Regions from separate parts of the Mus musculus genome. Here regions 2, 3, 4, 5 and 6 are each linked to region 1. Evidence: chromatin loops called from intact Hi-C (ENCODE). Cell type or tissue: gastrocnemius. All regions are shown on one strand. Region 1 holds the start of Zhx2 (zinc fingers and homeoboxes 2). Region 2 overlaps Derl1 (Der1-like domain family, member 1). Region 3 holds the start of n-TMcat16 (a tRNA gene). Region 4 holds the start of Derl1 (Der1-like domain family, member 1). Region 5 overlaps Zhx2 (zinc fingers and homeoboxes 2). Region 6 overlaps 9130401M01Rik (RIKEN cDNA 9130401M01 gene).

Evidence for each region. Hi-C counts contacts between places; a loop is a spot of excess contacts. Peaks named below come from ENCODE experiments on the same cell type or tissue, not always from the same donor. Only the 100,000 strongest peaks of a DNase experiment are listed, where the experiment ranks them.
Region 2: it touches region 1 in a loop (4-fold over the local background); 22 of 42 quality-filtered maps call a loop at or near these places.
Region 3: it touches region 1 in a loop (2.8-fold over the local background); 8 of 42 quality-filtered maps call a loop at or near these places.
Region 4: a loop joins it to region 1, with 2.8 times the contacts of the local background. A loop is called at or near these places in 8 of 42 quality-filtered maps.
Region 5: a loop joins it to region 1, with 2.1 times the contacts of the local background. A loop is called at or near these places in 7 of 42 quality-filtered maps.
Region 6: a loop joins it to region 1, with 4 times the contacts of the local background. A loop is called at or near these places in 13 of 42 quality-filtered maps.

Annotation. Positions count from the first base shown.
Region 1 is chr15:57,690,777-57,694,776 of GRCm38, forward strand. Zhx2 (zinc fingers and homeoboxes 2) reads left to right here and starts at 3,891. Exons shown (of 4, transcript NM_199449.2): 1 at 3,891-4,000. In gastrocnemius, a CTCF peak has its summit at 2,450; DNase peaks (open chromatin) are centred at 2,456, 3,159, 3,600 and 3,769; H3K4me3 peaks cover 2,315 bases; H3K27ac peaks cover 2,205 bases.
Region 2 is chr15:57,876,208-57,880,207 of GRCm38, forward strand. It overlaps Derl1 (Der1-like domain family, member 1), which reads right to left. Exons shown (of 8, transcript NM_024207.4): 3 at 3,793-3,857; 4 at 2,842-2,868; 5 at 2,278-2,373; 6 at 1,211-1,263. Among named protein-coding and RNA genes, the nearest start is that of Derl1, 14 kb to the right of the region's middle. In gastrocnemius, a CTCF peak has its summit at 2,189 (motif pointing left); a DNase peak (open chromatin) is centred at 2,174; H3K27ac peaks cover 405 bases.
Region 3 is chr15:57,974,218-57,978,217 of GRCm38, forward strand. It overlaps n-TMcat16 (a tRNA gene), which reads right to left and starts at 1,838; the gene lies at 1,766-1,838. It overlaps LOC115488500 (a long non-coding RNA gene), which reads right to left and starts at 3,129. Exons shown (of 3, transcript XR_003951568.1): 1 at 3,006-3,129; 2 at 2,140-2,499; 3 at 1-2,038. In gastrocnemius, no CTCF peak of the experiment used is centred here; DNase peaks (open chromatin) are centred at 1,566, 1,846, 2,121, 2,880 and 1 more place; H3K4me3 peaks cover 2,338 bases; H3K27ac peaks cover 2,304 bases.
Region 4 is chr15:57,890,550-57,894,549 of GRCm38, forward strand. It overlaps Derl1 (Der1-like domain family, member 1), which reads right to left and starts at 1,869. Exons shown (of 8, transcript NM_024207.4): 1 at 1,594-1,869. The coding sequence starts at 1,746. In gastrocnemius, a CTCF peak has its summit at 1,667; DNase peaks (open chromatin) are centred at 1,579 and 1,974; H3K4me3 peaks cover 3,057 bases; H3K27ac peaks cover 3,314 bases.
Region 5 is chr15:57,818,351-57,822,350 of GRCm38, forward strand. It overlaps Zhx2 (zinc fingers and homeoboxes 2), which reads left to right. Exons shown (of 4, transcript NM_199449.2): 3 at 2,682-4,000. The coding sequence starts at 2,887. Among named protein-coding and RNA genes, the nearest start is that of Derl1, 72 kb to the right of the region's middle. In gastrocnemius, no CTCF peak of the experiment used is centred here; DNase peaks (open chromatin) are centred at 1,725, 2,642 and 2,885; H3K27ac peaks cover 3,230 bases.
Region 6 is chr15:58,021,126-58,025,125 of GRCm38, forward strand. It overlaps 9130401M01Rik (RIKEN cDNA 9130401M01 gene), which reads right to left. Exons shown (of 6, transcript NM_029418.4): 6 at 1,145-1,438. The coding sequence ends at 1,241. Among named protein-coding and RNA genes, the nearest start is that of 9130401M01Rik, 11 kb to the right of the region's middle. In gastrocnemius, a CTCF peak has its summit at 1,965 (motif pointing left); DNase peaks (open chromatin) are centred at 1,676 and 1,954.

The sequences.
Region 1 (4,000 bases):
CACTTGCCTGTGCAAGTTACTACAGCTCTCTGTGCCTCTTCATCTGTGCAGTGAGGATGGGGCACACACCATCAACAAAGCTTATAAATAACATGAGGTCCAGAGACTCTGGAATCCGCACACACACACACACACACACACACACACACACTCACACACACTCAAGAGCCTTTCATGAAATCCTCAAAGTCAAATTTATTTTCATGAAGCTGGAATTTTGCTTGCCCTTTTGACTCTTTTTCTCTCACTGGTGTCAGCAGACTGCATGACATGTTGGGACATTGCTTTGCAGTGCCTGATGGGAAGCATGTCTGACAATTGTTTTGTATTTCTCTCTCTCTCTCTCTCTCTCTCTCTCTCTCTCTCTCTCTCTCTCTCTCTCTCTCCCCCTCCCTCCCTCCCTCCCTCCCTCCCTTCCTTCCTTCCTTCCTTCCTTGCTTCCTTCCGTCCTTCCTTTTTTGGAGGAAAAATAAGCAGACCTGGAAAAAAAATGTGTTAAGAGAAATGAGCCAGAGTCAGAAAGACAAATGTGAATGTTTTCTCATATACAGAATCTAGATTTTTTTAAGAACATGAAAGTAGAAGGTGGAGCTGGCAAGATGGCTCAGTAGATGAAGACACTTGCCACCAGTTATATGAGAGTCATGGCACACAGACTCTGAGCACACAGACATTAGATAGATAGATAGATAGATAGATAGATAGATAGATAGATAGATAGATAGATAGACGGATGGATAGATAGATAGACAGACAGATAGGGTCTGGGAAGGGAACCAGCAGGTGATGAAGATTGTGGCGAGGGATAAATATGATCAAAATAGTGTGTGTGTGTGTGTATGTGTGTGTGTGTGTGTGTGTGTGTGTGCGCGCACACACACACACATGGGGGGGAGCGCAGGCACACATGTGTGCATGCGCACAGGTACTCAAGGAGGCCAAACCGGGGGAACAGATCTCCTATAATAGTTACAGGCATAGTTTCCTGCAGTCTGTGAACTGTCCAGTGTGAGTGCTAAGAACTAAATCCCATCCTCTGTGTGCTCTTAACCTCTAAGAGCCTCCTTTTACTGTTTTTGCTTCGGCACTGAGAATCCAATGCCTATTAAATTTTGGACCATTTAAAGACGTTACAGCACAGAAGCCCTCACCCCTCCCATCTCTGGGAGATGTGCACCCTGAAGGTACAGATCCTTCTGGGGTCACTGGCTTCCCTCACCCTGGCTTTCCCCATGCTATCTATATACAACCTGTTACTCAGCTGGAAGCAGGTGGCAAGGAAAGTCTCTCTTATAGAGACTCTTCCTAAGTGATTGCTCATCAAGAGGAAGTGGAGCCTCAAAATAGGAATTGCTTCTTTAAGGTTTCGGCAATTTCCATGGAAACAGCATGCTGAGTATACCTAATTTTAAAGGGCTGGGGGTGTTGGTGGAATGACCTGGAAGGGCATGCATAACAAGATAAATGGCGAGAAGTGTTGAGCTGGTGACAAGTTTATTGTTTGTCTGTTTGTCCTTTCACTATTCTGGCACACCCTTAAGTAGGGTGTCTTAGTTACTATTGGTGTTGAGATGGTAAAACGCTATGACCAAAAGCAATCGAGAGGTTAAAGGGTCTATTAGGCTTATAGGTTAAAGTCCATCATCAAGGGAAGGGAAGGCAGGATCTAAAGACACGCCCTGGAAGCAGAAACTGAAGCACAAGGCATAAGGGCTAGCTTGCTCAGCTTGCTTTCTTATACCACCTGACCCGGAGTAGACTGCTCCTGCTCACACATCAACCAAGAAAATGCCCCATAGATATGCACCACAGGCCAATTTTGTGTAGGGAATTCTTCAATTGAGGTTGCCTCTTCCCAGGTGACCCTAGATTGTGTAGAGTTGACAAAAAAAATCACCAAACTCAGTTAAAGATCCCCAAATACTGGTGTTGGATAAAAGTTGACAAGACTCTCAGATCATAGGTATCAGATGAGTCTGAGAAAGTCAGGGCACGATCCGGATTATAGTCACCAACAAAGATCTGAATGGAATCCTCCTAAGAACCCCGTCGGATTTTGTCTCTCGTAAGAAAGGAAGCACTAAAGCCAGTCCACAGTCAGAATCCGGTTTTCTGGGCTTTTAAACCTATCTAGGAAGAAAAAGACAGACGGACAAAGACGAGTGGGGGGCAGGGAGAAGAGAGAGGCAACCCCTCCACCCTCAGTTAGCAATAACCCAACTAAAGCTGGAAGGCAAGTAAGAAATTTAGCATGCGCGCTGATTTAATCTTAAATAGAAAAAAAAAAAACCTAATACGAAAGAAAAATGCCAGCAGAGGCTCCCTAGAGCCGTGACCATCCATCAGCCCCCAAAACCAGTCTTCCTCTAGACTAAGTCATCGCCATTGGCCACCCCGCAGTACACAGCCACCTGTTGCTGTCCTGGCGCCCCGAGCGGAGTCGCAAGCGGCCGCTAGAGTTCGTTCTAATTCCCCGGAGCAGAGCTGGCTGGGAAGCCGGAATGCGATGCGCCTGCTAATCCGCAGGATGGGAGGCAATTCCGCAGTCTTCAAGTCCCAAGCCCTCTGTTTTCTCCAGTAACTCCTAGTGTCAAATCTGGGTCCCAGAGTTAGCCTCCACCCCCTACGGTGGGCTCCAAGAGCGCTCACACCCAACAAATTCCCAAACGCCCCCAGAATCTGCGAAGGGGGAAAGGGTCTCTGAGAGCAAGAATGCACAACGCTGACAGGTTGCTAGGTCCGTCATCTTCCCTCGGATGCTCCCTTAGAGAATTTTAACCTTGCGTGATCGCCGGAGCACAGCAGCCGGGTCTCTAGTTCACGGTTCCCAGGGCTGCAAAGGGCAGACACCACACACACACACACACACACACACACACACACACACACACACACGCACGCACGCAGATGGAGGGCTCGTTTGGAGACCCCTCTCGCCGGGAACGCGGCTGTCCCAGCTCCGAAAATGACCCGTCTCGCTTCTGGGGGACTCCAGTGTGCGCGCTGCAGGCGTGTGCATTTTCCCGAAGCTGAGAATCGCTGTGAATTCGGGCCACACAAGTTTGAGTCAGCTCCCCGGGTGTCTTTGTTTGTTTATGGGTTTGGAGGGAAAAAGTTTGAAGATCTTTAACCAGACTGAGCTCAGGCGCAAGCGGAAATCCCCAGCAAAAGTGATCTAACTTCAAGTGGTTATGTAAGTGGGGCGCCTTCTTCCCCGCCCTATTCCCAAGCCCTCTCATTACTATTCCGGGAGTAAAACGCATCTCGATTTAAAAAAAAAAAAAAAAGAAAGAAAAAAGTTTTAAAGTATGTTGTTATTTTCTTTTGCCAGAAGGCGGGCGAAACTCAAGCAGAGCCCAGGGCGCGTGACGACCCCACCCGCGTTCTGCCCCCACGCACTGCAGAAGGACCTGGAGTCTGGGGTGTTGCTGGCGCCGGGCAAGCCCTAGCGCCCTGCGGTCTCACGGTCCGCCACTCCACGTGGTGAGGATCAACAGTTTGTTGAGCTCATCAGTGACACCTTGAACTTTTCATAAAGAAAATGGGTATTGCACCGAGAGGGTTTGGCCGCGGCAGCGCGCCGGGTCGTGCTCAATAGTCAATGATCTCGCTTGCGCCTCCCCCACCTCTTCCCGCAAAAATTCCAATGAGTCCGTTACTGGACTCAGACTTTTAAGCACTCCCCCCCCCCCAACACCCGGGATGACCACTCATCTGAGCCTTTAGGGGCAGCCTCCCCCCACCAGCAACTCCCTCCTAAAAATGACATTTTGCCGAAGTCTGCGGGGGGGCCTGAATTTCACTTTGTAACTTTCTGCGGAACCCGAGCCCGGGTGGCAGCTCCGGTGGTGGTATCGTATGCAAATACGCATGCTGACGTTACAGATCATGTGGGTTTTGGCGTAGATTCCCCACTGATCGAGGCATTTTCCCCCTTTTTTTCTTTTTTCTTTTCTTTTTTTTTTCTTTTTCTTTTCTTTTTTTTTTTCTTTTAAAAAAT
Region 2 (4,000 bases), 190 kb after region 1:
CTATTTACATATCCTTCTTCCATCTTTACCCACGTGATTCTTGCCGGAGCAAACGAACACCTGCAACTTCCCACACTCTGCCCGAGTAGTAGGGGAGCCGAGAGAGGCTGACCAATGTCAAAAGGTGCTAAGCTCTACAATGTCCTTCTCTTCAGGCCACTCACTTCTCTCTGGAAATACACAGGAGTAGTAAGGACCATCTAGCTCCAATACATCAGGCTCTAAGAAGGGTTAGGACTTTTGCAATCTACTAACTCTTGAAAAATTGGTAAGAAAGAAATGAGAGCTCTTAAAATCTCTACCTTGGGTTTTGTTTTGGGTTTGGTTTATTCGAGATAGGGTTTAGCTATGTAACCCTGGCTGGCCCACCTGCCTCTGCTTCCCAAGTGCTGCAATTAAAGGTGTGTGCCACCTATCATGCAGAGGAAGGCTCTTCTCATTCTTAAAGATTTAAAATACATATCTGTAACTGTTGTGCATGCCTATGTGTATACACAGCATGGGCACAAGCACAGAGGGGCTGGAGATATCAGAGACCCCTGGAGCTAAGGTTACAGGCAGTTGTGCGCTGCCCACCATGCGTGCTGGGAACCAAACTTAGATCCTCTGCAAGAGCAATCTCTGCTCTTAACCACTGTGTGGTCTCCCCAGACAGCTCCTTCTAAAAGGTCCCTCTCTAAACTTAAGACTGGAAACATGAAAGGGTTTCCTACATCTCAGTACCAACTCCAGACCAACGGAGGAGAAATTTGACCCTGCCTAACAAAGTTCTACACCATCAAACCATGTACAGAGGTACTTCTCATCTAGAAATCTCCATTTCTATGGCAGTAGCCATTTCCAAGGCATTCTGGGAGTGTCTGAAAACAAGCAGTAATCTTCCAGATAAGATCCGAAGACAAACCAAGGCAAGTAAGTTCTGTATTTGCCCAGTATGGATACTGAATCCAGACAGGCATATATTTATTCAAACAAATAGGTCTAGAAACACAATGTGTCTAGTGACAAGCTAACAAAATGATAGCCATCCAATGTCAAAGGTGCTTACATCCTGTAGTGCAACCAATTATATCCAAACACCTTTCTCTCTAAGGTTCTAACATATCAACACTCAGTCTTTAAAGTCTTTAAAAGCCTAAGAAAGGAAAATAAAAATGAATCAAGTTTCCCAAGGATTAGTCTCCAGATAAATAAATCTAACATTACTTACGAGCCTCCAATGATATAGTTGAATCCAAGGATAACCCAAGGTAAGTAACAGGCCTAGGAAAGAGGACACAGATGTGAACAGCCGAGTCTGAAAACACATGGCACCTGGGGAACTGAAAATGGGGAGAAAGTAGTGACCAGGGCTTTACAGAAATCACTAGGTCACTACAAAATTTCTCAAATCTAAGGCCGGCCCTACTGCACTTACATCTTCCTATCTAAAACTAAACTTATTTGTCCTACTAAGTTAATATTCACAAGGAAACTAACAAGTATCTTATGGATGACAGTAAAAACACCCCAAACAGAACCACTGGAAGACTTCAAAAGCGATTGTTATAAGTAATTAACTTGAATTTTTATCTAACATTGTGTGTGAATGTCCTGAACTAACAGTCTCCCAACAAGATATTAGGGTTCCAGATCTGACACCCTAGACCAAACTTAAGCTGAGTGAACTTCAATGGAACTTCAGAAACTAGTAAAAGGGAGCTTAAAAATAGTTATGAGTCTAACTGGGGTAAGTAGTAGCCCGCAGACTAGACAAGTCTAACTCCAGCCAGGAGCTCAAGCAACATTCAGTTCTATAATTACAGGTCGTCGTTACAGGTAGAAAACAGCAAACTCCAGGAACATAGGGGGTGCTATTCTAGGTACAGTATGTGGCACCTAATAGGAAGTGCAGGAGTGACAAAAAGATTAGAAATCGCGGGTTTCTGCATGTTGTCTCTCTTGTAATCCCTCTTGTGTGCTCGACCCCTCTCTCTCTCCACACACACACACACACACACACACACACACACACACACACACACACACACACACACACACACACACGATCACTGAGGGGCATATCCCTGAAGAGGCTTAGAGGGTTTGGAAGTAACAACAGCAAGGGATGCTGGGATGCTAGGAGCAGGACTGAGGAGGGGGAGGCAGACGCCTGCCTGTGGTACACTACTCTGCAGCGACCCCTTCTGGAAGTGTCAGAAGGTACACATCTGAGCTCAGGCAAGATTACCACAGACTAAGTTCCACTGAGCTATATATTCCTCAGAGGTAAACTACCTTAAATCGCGTTCCGAACCAGAACGACACGATCAGGTCTCTGTTCAGCTGGGCCCAGACGTAGAGCACTGACATGATCAGAGGGATCATCAGCAGCTGCAAAGGAAGTCAGGACAGGAAGCTCAGCGCCACAGGCACGAAACAAGGCTTAATGTGACTGCCTGCCTATCCTGCCCACCTCCCAAACTGCACAGGAAACCCTAATGTCACAATCACAAACTAACCGCATTATTTATCATACAATGAATGCCATAAAAATCTATGATCAATACATGAACTCAGAAACATCAGTTCAAGCTGTTATTTGAAGGAAAAAAATATTTTCCTTAACTATCTAATCTATTTTCAATGAATACATAACCCCACACACACCCAGGAAATACTGCATAACCATTACTCTGAGCATTCAAGCATAAGCCAGAAATGAACAAGGAAGCCAATGGTTAGATATGCCTACAAGAGCCTCAAAGGCTTAGCTAACAGTATAATCAGTTCTCATTCTATGCATTCAATGTAATCCCAACTTCTGAAACATACAGAAGGGCAAATAGTTGAAAGTCTTACCTGCATATCCATTGCTAAGCCAGTAATCTTGGTTTGTAAAGTCAAGGATCATATGCAGAAAGTATTCTATAGATACCAAGGCTGAGCTGCTCATTTCTCTCCAGTGAACGTCACTACACTGTTCCAAAGGAAAACACTTTCTAACTATCAGATTACTCAAGATATAGGAACACACAAAAGTTCTGATCACTGCAGAAATATCCACTCGCCAGTACAGTCAGTAGAGCAGGAGACATGGAAATGAACAGCCTCACCATGACCTGCTCACCTGGTATCTTCTTCTACACCCTACTACTATTTTACTATTTAGCATTCAACTACAGGATAGACAGATCTGTGCATTTGAAACAAATGCTTACACTCAGGGACAGCTTTTTTTTTTTTTTTTTTTTTTCTCCATTCTCTTAAAGGAGAGGGAGTATTCCAGGCCTTTATGTTTCTGGCTCTTGATCAACTTTAAACAGTCGTCAGGTCCAACTGTTTGCTTATCAATAGTGCCTCACACAGAGATAGACCATGCCCAGAGGGGGGTGCTTTATGGACTAGATTGTTATTTAGGACCAAAAGATGGACAGCAACGAAGTCATGAAATGATGCTGGCTGTAAATTAATTTCTGGAAAGAACCAGAAAGCTGTCTTGTGGCTGGCATGGAATATCTGTGCTTCAGTCAACAAACTGTCATCCCAGGGAACACAGAGAACTGGGCTCAAGGAGACAGCAATAAAATTCCACTGAATATGGATAAAAATCCCAGAGACTCCAGTGAGAGAAGGCATCTCCAAAACATGGGATTTACCCTGGCTTCAAAGACAGAACCTGATATTCTCATTATTAACTATAGTTTTTAAAAGGTATCAAAACTGATTTAAATCGTTTTTAGAATACTATTTCCCAAAACCTTAAAAGGGAAGTAGGGAGTTCATTATGGCCTGAGCAGCCCTGAAGGATACAACGATGCAGATCCAGTTAAAGAGAAGCATGAATAAATAGTCTGCTGGCCTCCCGTCAAAAGCTCCTGGAAACAAACACAAGGCAAACATCAGGCTTTAGAACTGGGGAACAAAGTAGCCTCTACAGAGAAAAATACTTTAAAAATAATACTGAAGACATTTAACATCACTTCTTTAAAACAAAAAGTGTGACCTTTGGGACATAGGA
Region 3 (4,000 bases), 280 kb after region 1:
TGAACTTCCCTGCCCCCAGCTGCCAAGAGCTGTGAGGACAGGCACACACTACCATACCCAACACATTACCGTCAGCTCTGGAGAAGAGTTAAATTATATGTATAGCCAGAATTGGTGTTAAAGACTGGTTTTAAAAACTCCCCCCTCAGAGTACCTAAGCTGACAAGCCTCAGGTTCGCTGTGTGTTGGTGGCCATTCACAGCACTCTTACTAAAAGCAGCCCACGATCTTTCAGATTCTCCAATCACAGTCAAGTTATTTTTCAACTTAAAAATAAAATAAATTTGTGGTTTCTTCTCAATAAATTTTATTTGTATATGTATTTATATACTTATAAACCCAGGTTCTCGTAAAATTTCTCAGGCCAAAAAGGGAGGGGTCATGGGTGGAAAAAAAATCTTAGGAATCCTTAGTGTGGATAAAGGTCTTCAAAGCTTAGGAAGCCAGGAACAGAAACCAAGATTTATGACATGACCCCACACACACCTCCCAAGTCCAGGCTTGGAGTCCAAAAACCAGACTCCAGTAAGACATCGCAAAGGCGAAATGTCTGCAAAGCTGAGGATGTCCATTGTGGCTCTGATGGCAGACAATAAGAAATGCCACGCCTACGACTGCAGTCTGTGGTAGCAGGGACCCAACGGGCTTTTCAATTCCCAGGTCAGCGGTGGACAGCAAGGTTCAGTCAGGCAATCAGTTAGGGCTCCTTGGTTATTGTTTTGTCTCTAAGGAAGGAGACAGGCAGACTACTAAAATGGTGGCGCATGCCTTTAATCCTAACACTCGGGAGGTAGAGGCAGGAGGATCTCTGTGAGTTGGAGACCAACCTGGTCTACAGAGAGAGTTCCAGGACAGCCAGGGCTACACAGAGAAATCATGTCTCAAAAATCAAAACAACAAAACGGTGTACGTAAGAGGAAAGACTCCAGACCCAATGGCCCAGAGTCCAACTTGAGCCACACAGTTGACCTGAAGCCCCGGTTCCATTTACGGTCATCCCTATATTTCAGACCCCAAACCTCATGGTTGAAGGGAAGGCAGGGTCCCCTTAAGGAAGGACCTTGTGGTAGAGCCACGTGTTCGCTTGCTAAGTGTTCTCTAAGCCTCCTCCAAGGAAACTATGGAATGATGTGTACGAAGGAAAAGAAAAGCCAGGCGCGATGGGAATTAATAGAGGACCAACTGACGTTACTGCGTACTACCACCCAGAGTGGGGGCTGGTGGTGATCCAGAGAGTTTTCAGGGAAGTTTGGATCCCAGGGAGTGAAGAGGGCCATCTGTGCCTGTCTTCCGAGCCCCCGAATCAGCCACTGAAGTAAACACACCCCAGAAAATGACTGACCCTCCACTGCCCCAAGACGCTCTGAAGAAGGGCTGTAACCCGGGAGGGTAGCTGCTGGGAAGGTGGAGGATGAGCGATAGCCAACAAGCCCCACGGGACTTGCTATCTGACCTGTGGTCGCACGGCTGCTGCCTGCAGGAGTGGCCAGGACCCCTAGAGACCTCGAGCGCCTGGGCGGGTCCCCACCTCCTCCCTCCCGGCTTCACGCCCCTCGCACCACACTGTTTCCTGAACCAAGCAGAAACGGACCGCCTCCCTCCCCGGGGCAGTCCGCGACCCCATCGATCACCAGATTGTTTTCAAGGTCCAGGTCCGCTTAGAACACGGCAGCCATTCCACACCTCGCCAACGCAAGACATTCCAGGAGAAAGAGTAAAATTTCCTTCTGGCAAGAAATTAGACCCGGAGCGGCCAAAAGTATTGTGCCCCGTGTGAGGATCGAACTCACGACCTTCAGATTATGAGACTGACGCGCTACCTACTGCGCTAACGAGGCACCTATGTGCTGCTTCCGGCCAGAATCCCAAGACTCTGCTGGAGAGCCCAGCGCGCATGCTCAGAGGCTTGAGTTTAGTTAACGTTTCCAGAACTTGAATTTCTGGCCCTTCTGAAACCAGCCGACCAGCGCAGCACTCGCCTAGTCTTTATTCTCCTGTGTCCATCAACAGACACAATGGCTTGCTCGCTAAAGTCGTCCTGGAGAGGGAGAGCATGGAAGAGAGAGAGACTGTTGTGAGCTTGTTTTAGTATAGAGTTTACACGCGCATAATGGTATGACACATTTATTGGTCACCTACTGTGTTCCTGGCCTCGTTCCGGATGCTGGGTTCTCACGGTCACTCCTAACCCGGCATAACTGAGCCAAAGGAGCCTCCGGTAGTAGAAGGATCCTCCGGTAATAATTTACGAGCATTCACACTTTCTGCCACGACTTCTCCTCGTCGCAAGGCTTCCTCCGGACGTCCCCAGGAGCTCAAGGAGGCACAGGTCCGGAAGGCTACACGCAGCTGGGACTCTCCAGTTGAGCTGCATTGCTCAAGAAGCAAACACGCCGCTCAGTAAAGCTTCTGGCTCTTTTAAATGCGGATCTGTGGCCGTTTGGATGAGAACGGCCCCCGTAGGCTCATATAATTGAATCCTTGGTCCCCATTAGTGTACTGTTTAGGAAAAATTGGAAGGTGTGGACTTGTTAGAGGAGGGGTCCACACCAGGCCCAGTCTCTCAATCTCTGCCCCTATATTATAGATAAGATGTGAGCTCCCAGCTACCGCTCTTACTAAAGGCTGCCTGCTACCATGTTCCCAGGCAGGGTGGTCATAAACTAATCTGAAACTGGAAGCAGGCCCCCAGTTAAATGCTTTCCTTGATTCGCTGCCTTGCTTAAGGTGTCTTCTCACAGCAAGAGAACTGTAACTAAAACAGGGTCCCACTCACTATCAAAGACAGAAGGGAACCTTTGGGTGTGTGAACACATGCCCAGCTTCCTGGTTCCTGCAGCAAGTGCACTCCTCAGGGAGGCCCCAGAATGAACCTCTGGCTTTGTGTGCACAGAGTCCAAAATACAAGGTGGATGGTGCCCCGCATCCCACGGGACTACAGGCTTGGCTGGAAGTGAGTGTGTCATTTCTCAGACCCATAGCTGACCAAGTGTTCCAAGCTGTACCTTCTGGAACTGCAGGAACAGGCCTTTCCCACTGCCACCTGTGCACAGGCCGCCTCCACCTGACTGGCCTCTCTATGCTCAGGTGACTTTGCTACCTGGATTTCTTCCTTCAACTGTCAGGTCAAAGGTCACATCCTCTGAAACTTGCTAATTCTTTCCCCACTTAACTCCTTTCTGACTCCTTCTCCCAATGAAACAGCTTCTTTCTTGGCCACCGCCTCCAACATGTGGCTCTTTTATTCTCTGTCCTAAGCAACCTGAAGCAATCAGCACAAGGGATGCCCCGCAGTATAGATGAGTTTACAGGTTTCTACTACTGTGTGTTCTACACACAACACACAGAACTGGATTCTTGTCTGGTCCATACTGCATGTTTAAACGTATTGAGCCGTCATTTGATGTGTAAGAACTCCATCCTGCAGAGAAGCTCCTTAAGCTCAGGAAGTAAGCAATTCAGTGGCCCCAGGAAATTCCTGAAACTGACAAGACTCGCCTCATCCCTCCCTCTCCCCAGCATATAGAAGCAGGAAGGAAGTGATGCAGAGAAAGACACTCTCAGACCAGTTGAGCTGCCTGGAAGGGACACTCTCCAACCTGTTGATCTGGCTGCAGGCCAGTGTGCTCCAGGTTCCCAGCTAGTGACATAGTTCCTTTAACAAAGCCACACCTATTCTAACAAGGCCACACCCACTCCAACAAGACCACACCTCCCTATGGGCCAAGCATTCAAACACATGAGTCTTTGGGGGACATTTCTATTCAAGCCACCACACTAGCCGCTTGGGTTTTAGTTAACTCCGGGTGTAGTTAACAATCAAGAATAGCCATCACACCTAGTAATGCGTGTGCCTCTTCCTTGATCTTTATAACTGCCTGGAGTGTCTATGAGAAAGGAGGACCGAGTGCACACGGAGGGAACACCTAGAAGGGTGCAGGGGGAAGACAGCCATCTATCCACAGCCAATAAGGGGACCCAGGGAGGACCAAGTCCTGCA
Region 4 (4,000 bases), 200 kb after region 1:
CATGTCGCAAGAAAAAGGGAAGGGAAGGGAACAGTGAAGGAGGAACACTCTGATGGACAGCAATCAGAGAAGGCCTACAAGGGAAAATGGCATTTGGGCAGAGACCTGAAAGACACACATGAAAGTGAATGAGCCATGACTACCTTTTTCAGGGAGAGAAATAACATGTGCAAAGGTCCTGGGGTCAACTTAGGTACTGCAACAGCAAGCCCTGGCACGGACTTTACCCATCCCAGTTCACAGATATGGGAGGAGTCTCAGGAGACTGACAGGACATGATTTCTGTTCTCACACGATTGCCCCGGCTGCTCAGCAAGAACAGAAAGAGCAAAGCCGGCATGCTAACAGCTTTCGATGGAGAAAGGCCTGGATTCCGAATAGACAGCTGAGGCAGAATCAGCTGTCTAAGCTGACAGATTCTGGGGTGGGGAAAAGAAGTCAAGAGGCCATACAAGATGTGCATCTCGATGGCAGAGCACTCAGCTAGCACGTGCTATGCTCTGGGTTTGAGTCCCAGCACTAAACAGGAAACCCAAAAAAAGAACTCAGGGATGTCTCTATGACTGCTAAACCCCCCTAGCAAACACAGTTGCTATTTGCAAAGATGAAAGGGAGATTTGATTATATGTCTACTGGTCACCAGGTGGTGATTTCCACCACTACAATAAAGATACTCACATATCCGACAGTCTCCCATTCATGTGTTTATGCCCCTTGTATGATAAAGATCTAAGTCCAAGGGATGGACTACAGAGGATCCTATAACGGACTCCAAGAGCATATCCCAACATCTGGGTGAGGAAAATGAGAAATCAGCAAAGGAGACGAGAAAATAACATCCAGTGGAAAGTAGAAAGAGAAGGCTAAGGAATGTGTGGAAATCCAGATCTAATATAATCTGAGCGTCCCCTGATTAAATTTTTATATCACAGAATCAATAAAAATAACCTCTAGGAAACTAACATTCTTTGGCTTAGAATGATAATCTTGACTAATATCCTTAATGCTTAAGAAAATTAGTATCTCCCGTTTCCTGAGTAGTTTATTCATTCACTGGTAACATTTAACGGCTATATGCCAGGTGATCGGATAGGGCCCGTAGGAAATACAGATAAATTAATTCTTATTAATATCTGCCTTTACACCACTGCTTTAGGGAGGAGAGAGAAACTGTAAACACGCTAACAACCCACGCAGAATTATGTCAAGTAGACACCACTGATTAAGATGGCATCGCCACCCACGACATAGATAGAAGGAGGGAGGAAGACATTCAGGTAGGTGGGCCCAATTTGCCAACAGAATGGCAACTTACCTCTCACTTCAGAGTGCGGAAGGCGGGAAGTACAATCTTGCCAGACAGGTATTGTGAGTCACGTCCTAGCAGGCCAGTCCGCGACTCTAAATTATCTAAGCCTTAACACTCGACCCCAGGACCTCCCGGGACCCAAAGGACCCCAGCCTTAAACCCCTGGAGGCGGACGCACTACAGATCCCACCAGCCCCAGCGCGCCCCGCAGCCCGGCGAACCCGTTCCGTAGCCGCGGGGACACCTGGGGGCTGTAGTCTCCACCGCCCTACGCCAGCTACTACCTGGAAGCGATAGAGGAAGGCTTCGGGCCAGAGGAAGAAGTAGGCCGGGCTGATGATGCCGAGCTTGCCGATCAAGGGGACAGCAACGGTGGCAGCAAACCAGTAGCGCGTGATGGCCGGGATGCTCCTGAACCAGTCCCCGATGTCCGACATGGTCGCCCGTCAGGTGACCGGCTGCGCAGCGCCGCGCGTCCTCCCGTGCCCACCCCGCGCTCCGCGGCCGGCTTGGCCAGGGAAAGTGGAGGCGCAGCCGCTGTGCAGGAGGCGGAGACCGACGGACGTGGCGCCACCGAATTCGGACAAGCTAGGCAGCGATCACAAGAGAAACTTCCCCTTCCGGTGGCCGCGGTCCACGTGACCAGAAGTGTCCCGGCGGCTTAAAGGGCCAGTGCCGTTTTTGCAGCTCAGTACCGGGACTCGACGTCCTGGGGTGGGGCCAAGCAGGAGAGGCGGGGCGACGACGGCAAGGCTAGTAGGAAACAGTGGTTACCCAGAGCAACGGCCAGTCTTGCAAACCAATGGGGAAGCTACATGCCCTAGTTCTCCCCGGAGTTGTAATCGGAGTAGTGCCTCTTGAAGAGTATTTATTTAAAGGGAAAGGAAGAGATAGCGCATATAGTTCCTCATTTAGTCACAGCTTCAGGCAAATTTTTAGACACTGGGGATGCAGCTGCGGCTGTGAGCACGGTAGCGGTACCTGAACTTTGCAGTCTCAGGGTAGACAGAAAAGCAAATGAGTTATGAAGAAGAATTTCAGAGGATACGGGAAAAGATTAGGATGATGGGGGGGCTAGAGTGGCAGCGGAGGACTGGGAAATCTTGAGACGCATTTGAGACCGCATTTATAATTGGACATGATCTGGTTCATTGGGGGGCTTTAAATTAGAAATGAAGATGGTTGTTTTAAACAAATGGTGGAAAGATACCGATTTCACTAGAACTTTTATTCAGTTGCTGGTTTTTGTTGTTGTTGTTTTGGTTTGGTTTTGTTTTTTTGAAAATATGGTTTAGGATCAGTAAAACTTTCCGTAAAGAACATAGGTGTAAACTGACCTGTAGTAAACTAAGTATCTGAACTTACTGCAATCAAAGAGATTGCTCACCAAAGAACCCTGGACCCATTTCTCTAAACAAAATCCAAAATCATCATTATTGGATGGTGGAGGGAGAGGAACTGTCGGCCAAACTGGAAGAGGCAGTGCGTTGTAAACACAGAGCTGAGGTGTAACATAATTACCATCAGGTCTGGACAATAAGAAAAGAAACAGACTCGGTGTTCTCAGATCGGGAAAAAAAAATTCCTCAAACTTAAAAAATGTGAAATTTGGGCTCTGGAAAAAAAAATTATTTAACGTTGTAAAGGAATTGAAAATCTTAGGTCCAAGTGGCCCACGTGACTCACATCCTCCAGGCAAAGACGAGGTCCATGTGCATTTCCACATACTTTCCAGTGCTCCATTATTTCAAACACTCTAGAAACACTGGCGTTTATACTGTGACAAACCACTTCTTAGCAGTACCTAATGTTGTGAAAGTCACTTCATCTCTCTTTGGGGTCCTTGCCTTTAGAAGGACCTGGTAACTGGACGGTAGAGATGGCTCACATGGGAATGCACCTCAAAATGAGACATCCACATAAAAGCCTAGGAAGGAGTCCAAGGTAGATGTGGGGGAACAGGCAACCCCACACTCAGAAAGCTTGAGAGCAAGAGTTTCAGGACATCCCAAACTGCATAGCAAGATTCTGTCAAAAAAGCAGAAGGAAAGAAGAAGAAGAAGAAGAAGAAGAAGAAGAAGAAGAAGAAGAAGAAGAGGAGGAGGAGGAGGAGGAGGAGGAGGAGGAGGAGGCTGGGGAGATGGCTCAGCAGTTAAGAGCACTTTCTGCGCTGCAGAGGACCTGGGTTCTCTTCCTAGCACCCACATGGTGGTTCACAGTCACCCATAACTCTGGTTCCAAGGGATCTGACCTTACCTCAGTTCTGTAGGCACCAGGTACATGCATACACCATGTGCATGCATGCATGCAGGCAAGACACTCATATACATAGAAATCATTTTTACACCTTTTTTGAGATGAGGCTTTTCTGTGTAGTCTTTACTATTCTGGAACTTGTTCTGTAGATCAGACTGGCCACAAACTCACAAAAGGTCTGCCTACCTCTGCCTCCCAAGGGCTGAGATTAAAGGCAGTGCGCCATCATACCTGGCTTGATTTAAAAATAAATAAATAAAAATAAAAGCCCATTTCCTATTATTTCTATTTAAAAAAAAAACCCTGAAATTAGAAAAAAATTGGAGAGATGCCAACAGTCAAAGTCACAAGGCTGGCTAGAGCTGAAGCTCCATATTGTAGGCTCCCTAATGCTGACAGGCGGGGCCTAGTGACTCAAGCTGAGAGCCTGTCCCA
Region 5 (4,000 bases), 130 kb after region 1:
TGATTCTGCTTTATGAGAATAATCAAAATATCCAAGAAAGGGTTGGGGGGAAGGGGCAGGGAGGAGCAAAGAGGAACCACCATGATGTTAACATGCACTCCAAATATTTAAAAAATAAATTAATAGTAAGCCCCAGAAGCTAGACCAGATGTGGACTGGGCACCTAGGAACAAGCTGTAGTAAATGTAAAATGTAGTATGTGGTGAAGGTGTTTCGTACACCCTACATAACACAGGCTGCTGAGATAACCCACAATTGCTCAAGGAAAAGTGGTTGTACTTAACTTGAGTGTGTTATACTTAACTCAAGATAAATTCAGTACTGGTGACTCAAATGTAAAACAAAAACCATTCAGTTGGCAGGAGTTGGTAGCAGGACACCTATAACGCCAGCATTTAGCAAGCTGGGGCTGGAAGCCTGCTGGGAGTTTGAGGTAGGCCTGAGCTGTACATAGCAAGTAGCCATGGCTTAATAGCAAGGCCCTATCCTACAAAACAAAAGCAAACAAACAAACAAAATTAAGCAAAAGGCTCTGAAGAAACCGTAGATTCCTTATTAGCAATTAGTCAATATGATTTAAGTGAATGGTCAGCATGTAAAAAGAGGAAGCATGGATTAACACATCATCTAAAAACAAACAAACAAGCAACAGGATTTCCAAATATTAAACCATAATGAAAGAAGCCACAAAAGGAAAAAAATGATTAATTTGTTATCTAAAACTTAAGATTTCTATATGTTAGACTTATAAAAATACCCTCATAACAGCTGAAAGGCAGACTTAAATTTTGCAGCAGGGGTGTAACTTGTACAAATTAGTCATAAAGCCACTGAGCACCATAGTAAGGGAGTGACATTAAAAAACAAGGCCGTTCACAGAGAGAGAGAAAGAGAGAGAGAGAGAGAGAGAGAGAGAGAGAGAGAGAGAGAGAGAGAATAAATGGCCAGGAAGCCTTTGAAAACAATGCAGCTTTTGCAGCAGTCAAACCCATGGGAGTAGGTGAGGGGGGTGGCTCGTCGGTGGGTAAAGCCCTTGCTGCATTCAGATCCCCAGAGCCCACATAAGGCCACACATAGTAGTACCTGTCTATGATCTCAGTACTCCCACGGTAATGTAGAAGACAGAGACAGGAGAATCCTCAGAAATTCTCCGTGAGCTAGCCTGTCACACAGACCAGTGCGCAGAAAAAAGACCTTGTCTCAAGCAAGTAGAAGCCAAGGGCTAACTTCCTGAGTTTGTCCTCTGATTACTGTACACATGCAATAGCAGTTACACACCTACACACACACACACACACACAGGTGGGGGGTTGTTTTGTGTTTTTAAAGTATAGGGGCTAGCAAGATGGCTCAGCAATTAAGAGCACGAGGGGCTATCCTACAGGAGCAGAGTTTGGTTCTCAGCACCCACATTAGGTGGCTCACAACTGCCTGCAGCTCCAGGAGATCCGACGGCCTCTTCTGACTCCTGCAGGGATCCACACACAAGCACGCACATAGGAGTAAAATAAACCTTTTTGTTGTTGTTGTTGTTGTTGTTCTAAATCACAGATTCGTCTTGAAACAATTTTCCGTATCTCATTGTCAAGGCCCTTTGGTGGTAGTGCTTCATGGAAGCTGAGCTGGGGAGTCAGAGCCTCTCAGGCATGGCCAGAGGAAAAGGCCATCTGAGGCAAAAATGCAGTCACGTGAGTCAGGAGAACTGTTTCCAGGCCTGTGTCCAAAGGCAGTTTATGACAGCCCAAACTGAGCCAACCATGAGAGCACAGGCCCGAGATCCCAGCACTCAGGAGACTACAGCAAGAGAAGCCAGACTTCACGGCCATCCTAGGCTGTGCTGGGGAGGGCAAGGCCACCCTGGACTCACAAACATACAAAACAGTGTCACGTCCCTATAGTGCAATACTATGCTGCCCCTTTAAGTGAAAATGGGGTACGATTTGAGAGAAAGAAGGAAAGGACTGAGCTTGGATTTGTGGTTTATATTATCCTTTACACAGGCCCTACATTTTCTATACTTGTGTTTTTATGATATGAAGCAACGTGTCTGCATCTATTTTCATTTTTACTGGGTTTTGTTTGGGTTTTTGTTTGTTTGTTTGTTTTTTGTTTTTTTTTTTTTGTTTTTTTTTTGTTTTTTGTTTTTTTTTTTTTTTTTTGATGGTTGTGTTTTGGGACCGAATCTCACTATTTAACTCAGGCTAGCCTTGAAATGACACCCACGATCTTAGTGCCTCAGCCATCTGAGTATGTGCCTCACAGGCAGGTGTCTCCACACCAGGCTCTCTTACAGCGTTGTAATGCCATGGAAACCCATCTGCAGGCCCCAGTTAGGTGTCTTGCCTCTGATGTTGCACAGATAAAAAAGCAACTTGCAACACCTTGCTTATTCTGCACAGCCCACTCTGCACTTCTGAAGAGCCTAGGCTCTTTATTCTCTCCCGTAACTTTGTGTCTCTGAGCATGGAGACCCCAAGCTTGTTTGCTTGCCTGGTTCCACTTTCTTCCCAGAGAAAAGAAGAGAACATTGCCTTTCAAGTTTCTAACCCACTGCCAGCCTGCCATGGGGGTTTACATGTGTGCTTGATTTAGTGCCAGTTGGGGTGGGTCATGGGAACAAAAAGCTGGTTTCTTTTGCATAGCGAAGAGTCGCTGAGTCTGGCTCTGTTCTTGTCCCACAGATAGGAAGCTGCCTGGTTCGCTCAGAGATTGCTACAGTTACAATTGTCTGTGCTGAAATCCTTCTGAAACACTCACCCGGAAGACGTCAGCAACCAAGGGAAGCCAAAGGCATTTGAGAGGGAGTAGAGCCAAAAGCTGAGAATCTCACTGTCCTGCACCCACCCACCCACTCCAGAAAGAAGCTGTTGCTCAGAGGCAGACGGCATGGCAAGCAAACGGAAATCTACAACTCCCTGCATGGTTCGGACATCACAGGTACTGGAACAAGATATGCTGGAGGAGGCAGACAGGGCCAAAGACAAAGGAGCGGGCATGCCACAGTCCGATGTGACAAAGGACAGCTGGGCAGCGGAACCTGAACATTCGTCCAAAGAAACCGAAGTGGTTGAGGTGAAATCTATGGGGGAGAACCTGTCCAAAAAACTACAGGGCGGTTATGAGTGCAAATACTGCCCTTATTCCACGCAAAATCTGAATGAGTTCACAGAACACGTGGACATGCAACATCCTAACGTGATTCTCAACCCCCTCTACGTATGTGCCGAATGTAACTTCACAACCAAAAAGTACGACTCCTTGTCTGACCACAACTCCAAGTTCCATCCGGGGGAGACCAACTTCAAGCTGAAATTAATCAAGCGCAATAATCAGACGGTTCTAGAACAGTCCATCGAAGCCACCAACCACGTCGTGCCCATCACTGCCAGTGGTCCTGGAAGTAGTGATAACGACCCTGGGGTCTCGGTAGGAAAAACCCCCATGACAAAGACAGGAAAGCTGAAGGCAGATGCCAAGAAAGTGCCCAAGAAGCCTGATGAGGCTGCCCCAGAAAACCACATGGAAGGGACCGCCCGCCTGGTGACAGACACAGCTGAGATCCTCGCCAGACTTGGTAGCGTGGAGCTCCTTCAAGATTCACTGGGACATGTCATGCCTTCCGTACAGCTGCCACCAAATATCAACCTTGTCCCCAAGGTCCCCGTCCCGCTGAATACTACCAAATACAACTCTGCCCTGGACACAAATGCTACCATGATCAACTCCTTCAACAAGTTCCCTTACCCCACCCAGGCTGAGCTCTCCTGGCTGACGGCGGCCTCCAAACACCCAGAGGAGCACATCCGAATCTGGTTTGCCACCCAGCGTTTAAAGCACGGTATCAGCTGGTCCCCAGAGGAGGTGGAGGAGGCCCGGAAGAAGATGTTTAACGGCACGATTCAGTCAGTACCCCCGACTATCACTGTGCTTCCTGCTCAGCTGACTCCCACAAAAGTGTCACAGCCCATCCTCCAGACAGCCCTACCATGCCAGATCCTTG
Region 6 (4,000 bases), 330 kb after region 1:
TGGGGGCTGCACCCGTTGTCAAGGGCTGGAGTCATCTCTCCATGAAAGTCTAAGTAAGCAACAACACAAGGTGAGGCTCACCTTATTCCTTCCACTACAAAGAGTAATTCTGTCCTGGGTAATTCCTTGAGTAAGAAAATGGCCCTTTGTACATGCAGAAGATGTTAGGGACTGTGGTCTATGTGGCTAAAGGAGACAGAGATCTGGGTTGTCCCTGGCTCCTGCGTCTTTTGAGCAAATGCTTGTTCCAGACATCTTTCAGGATGTCTGCATAGCAAGAACAGGAGTCCAAGAGGCAGGCACACACATCATTCCAGCAGCCTGGGCTTCCTAAACCCTGTAGGGCAAGTTGGCATGTGTAAGCTACAGGAGGCAGTGTTGCACATTCCGTGGGACAGGATGCATCCGTGTGTGCCCACATGTACAGCCAGCCTCCTTAGGACCTGGAAACAAAAGCAGCCAGCGCGGATACTCTCAGGCTCATCTGGCTTGCTGGTCCTGTAGGGTAGGAATCCGGTCTCTGACTCAGGAGTGTCCCATCTTCTGCCAGCATCCAGGAAGCCTGCAAGTAGGCTAACACCTGTTTGCAGTTCCTGACTCAGCCTATGTACTCTTAACATGCCAGCATTCTTTGGTCATTCCTAACGGATACACTTGAGCAATTGCTTCTTGCAACATAGTAACTGTTTTCAATGGACCCAAACAATTTTAAAAAGTCTTTTGCTAAGGCTTGAATAGAAGATATCCTCCCTGTTGACTATCTAAGACTGTTGAAGTCCTGGTGCCCGGCTGGTGGGTACTACACGGAGAGAGTGGGAATGTTAGGTGATGGTCTAGCTGGAAGCAGGTCACTTCGGGCATGTCCTTGAGGGCGGCATTGTTTCAGACCCTTCTCTGTCTCCCTCTGCTTCCTGGCCACGGAGACTGAGCCTTGCTCTTTGAAACCATCAGTCTCCATCAACCCTTAAAGCTGCTATGTCAGCAGCAGCAACAGCAAAACCTAGCACAGCCTCTGCATTTACATTCCCAACAGGTGCCTGCGAACTTGGCAGAGGCCTACAAAGACAGCACTGAGGGCGTCAAGGACACAAAACAAACAAACAAACAACAAAGCTGAGAGCAGCTGAAATTACCTGGGAGAGAGTTTTGTATAAACAATATAAAGAATCCTCTTTATTTGAGCTTTCCATGATTGCACAGATCTAAGTAAACAAGGATATTCAGGTTCGGGATTGGTTTCCTAAGCGATGATCTCAACCTCCACGTGGAACTGATTTCCCAAGGGACAGAAATGGTCTTTGATCTTTCTGAACCACTTGTCTTCAAACTCTTTGGAGGACGCAACCACCATGGCAGTCAGGGCTCCGGGGCCCACACACTTCACCTCCGAATGAAGCTCCTCTTTTATCTTTTCTGGGACAATGTCTTCCCCCATAGCCTGTATCAGCACGAGGAGAGGAAAAAACAAAGCATTATCCCAGTCACAGAGGCAGAAAACAGAGATCATTTACCAGCTGAACGGCCTTTCACACTGAAGCCCTGAGGGAGGCGCTGCACCACAGGAGGGGCCCTGGTCCCAGTGTCAGGGATGCCACCCGCCTTGTTTCCGTTCTCATTCTCCGAGAATCCTGAGTCCTAAGATGGCAGCTGTTCCGCCTGGGCTCCGGGGAGCACTGAATCAACCTTTCTGTGCCAAAGACTGTTCTGAGTCTGACAGTGTAGCTGTGGGCTCCTCCCTCCAGGTGAGAGGCTGGGGCTGAAAGGTAGGGGCAGAGCTCAGACAGGTATGATGTGAGACACGAATCCATATTGCCCAGGTTCCCCCAAGGAAGTTGAAGACAGTGAAGATCCAAGCAACAGGTTGCTATGTCAACCTCTTTCAGACCTGAAAAAAACACCAACCCTACACAGCCAAGGGTCTCTCAGGGCCATAGCACATCCCCCTAGAGGCACAATACTGCCCCCTCCTGGTCATAGTTGCAACTGCAGTCACACAGACTCAATCCCAGGATCGATGAGACAATTCAAACTTAAGTTCCAAGAAGCCTTTCTGTAAGCTCAGTAAGTGGTCCTTTGGTAATGAGTAGCAGCAGCGAGGAGAAGGAGGTCCTAACAAGCTTTCAAAGCGTGAGAACTTACACATCAGCCAGCAAGAATGCTGGACAAGGCACTCAAGACACTAATTTATGGCTCCTCCTACATCTAATGTGGCCATGAAAACTACAAGTACAACCAAAGAATGGCTCTTCACAGACTACAGGCTTAGTGTGTGTGCACACATGTGTGGTGTGTGCTTGTGTGTGGCATATGCACCCTTGCTTGTGTATACCAAATCCAAAGGAGGAATTCTTGAGTCACCCTCTGCCTGATTTCCTTGAGATGGTTTCTTGCTGAGCCTTAAACTGGCTGTTCAGTTAGGCTGGCCAGCCAGCAAGCGCACAGGACCCACCTTCTCTGTCCCAGTGCTAGGGTTCCAGGTATCTGCAACCATGCCTGGCTTCTATGTGGAGGCTGGGGATTAGAACTCAGGTCCTGGGGCTTGTGCTTGCAGCTAAGAGCTTTTCCCACCGAGCCACCTCCACAGCCCCACATCACACAGTCACCAAGATGCTGCGCTTCTTATTAAACCTTACTAATTCATCAGCTCTGGGGGCTTCACTGCTGCACTCAGTGTCTCTAAAGTCGTGACCTGATATGTCACATGTCAACAGCGTGACGTCTTCTTTCAGCAGCATCATAATGACATGACTCACAAAGGCTGGCTTCTCGGGTTTTTACTTATTTAGAGGCATCTATGTCATTCTGGCTGGCTTCAAACTCACTATGTAGACCAGGTTGGTCTTGAACTCACAGAGATCCACCTGCCTCTGCCTATCACGTGCTGATAGTAAAGGTATATGAAAGCAAGCCTAGTCTAAAACACTAGAAGTCATTATCTTAAAGGCAGTTCCTTGGGAAGCTGAGCTTCCACTCTGAGGCCGGCCAGGGCAAAACAGTGAGAAGCGGTGGCCGAGGGATTGTCAGACAGTAAAACACCCGCCTTATGTGCCTGAGGACTGCTTTTGATCCTGGGAACCCGTGAAAAAGCATGCATGGAGGTAAGCCCCTGCAATCCCTGTGAAAACAGATGGGAGGCAGAGACAGGTGGGTCCCTGGAAGCTCCTGAGCAGGGCCTACACAGCAAACGCAAAGTCAACGGGGGACCTGGCCTCTCCCTCACCTCCACACACGTGCATTTACCCACACATTGAAAGGGGGTGTTGGGGATCCCTGAACATGGGACACATGTAAAGTATCACGGGAGGAGAACACCACGGTCCATACACTGGATTAGCAATGGAGCTCACTGACACGGCACACATCTGATTTTAGCATGCACAAACCTAAGATTAAATATTGAATTGCAATGTTGAATATTGAATTGAATTGCAATCTACAGCTCTAACTTCTCTGGAGGCCACAGAGGTCATTGTACTGGGAGCAGAAGAGCTGAAGCACACAGTCTCCCACTGCTATCCTCAGCCGTGATCTTCACAGAAAGCCAGCGACAGAAAGGGCTGGCAGAGGCTTAAAAATGGCATCTGCACCTCTCTGTAGACATCAAGGTGACAGGGTGGATGGAGCGAGAGGACACTTCTCATGGCTGGCCTATGCTGCCTCTGGCCCTAACCTCAGGCAGCTGCATCCTCTCTAGGCCTCCTCCAGCCCTACCTGTCTTCCCCATCACTGCTGTTAGGAGAGGAGGAGGGAAGCTACATAAAGTCCTGCTCAACTGCGGACACTCACCCATTAGTGTCAAGTCCAGCACCATGGCTAGCTCGGTGGAATACTGATTGCCTAGCATGTACAGGTCCTGGGCTCAAATCTCCAGCGAAAGACTTATTACCCAGTGAATTCCACATTGAAACAATGTGGAAATATGGTGGGCATGTTACTTAGGATGCTCATGTGGGCAGGCATGAGAATCAGAAAGCAGGGATACAGCAAGTGAATGACGGAG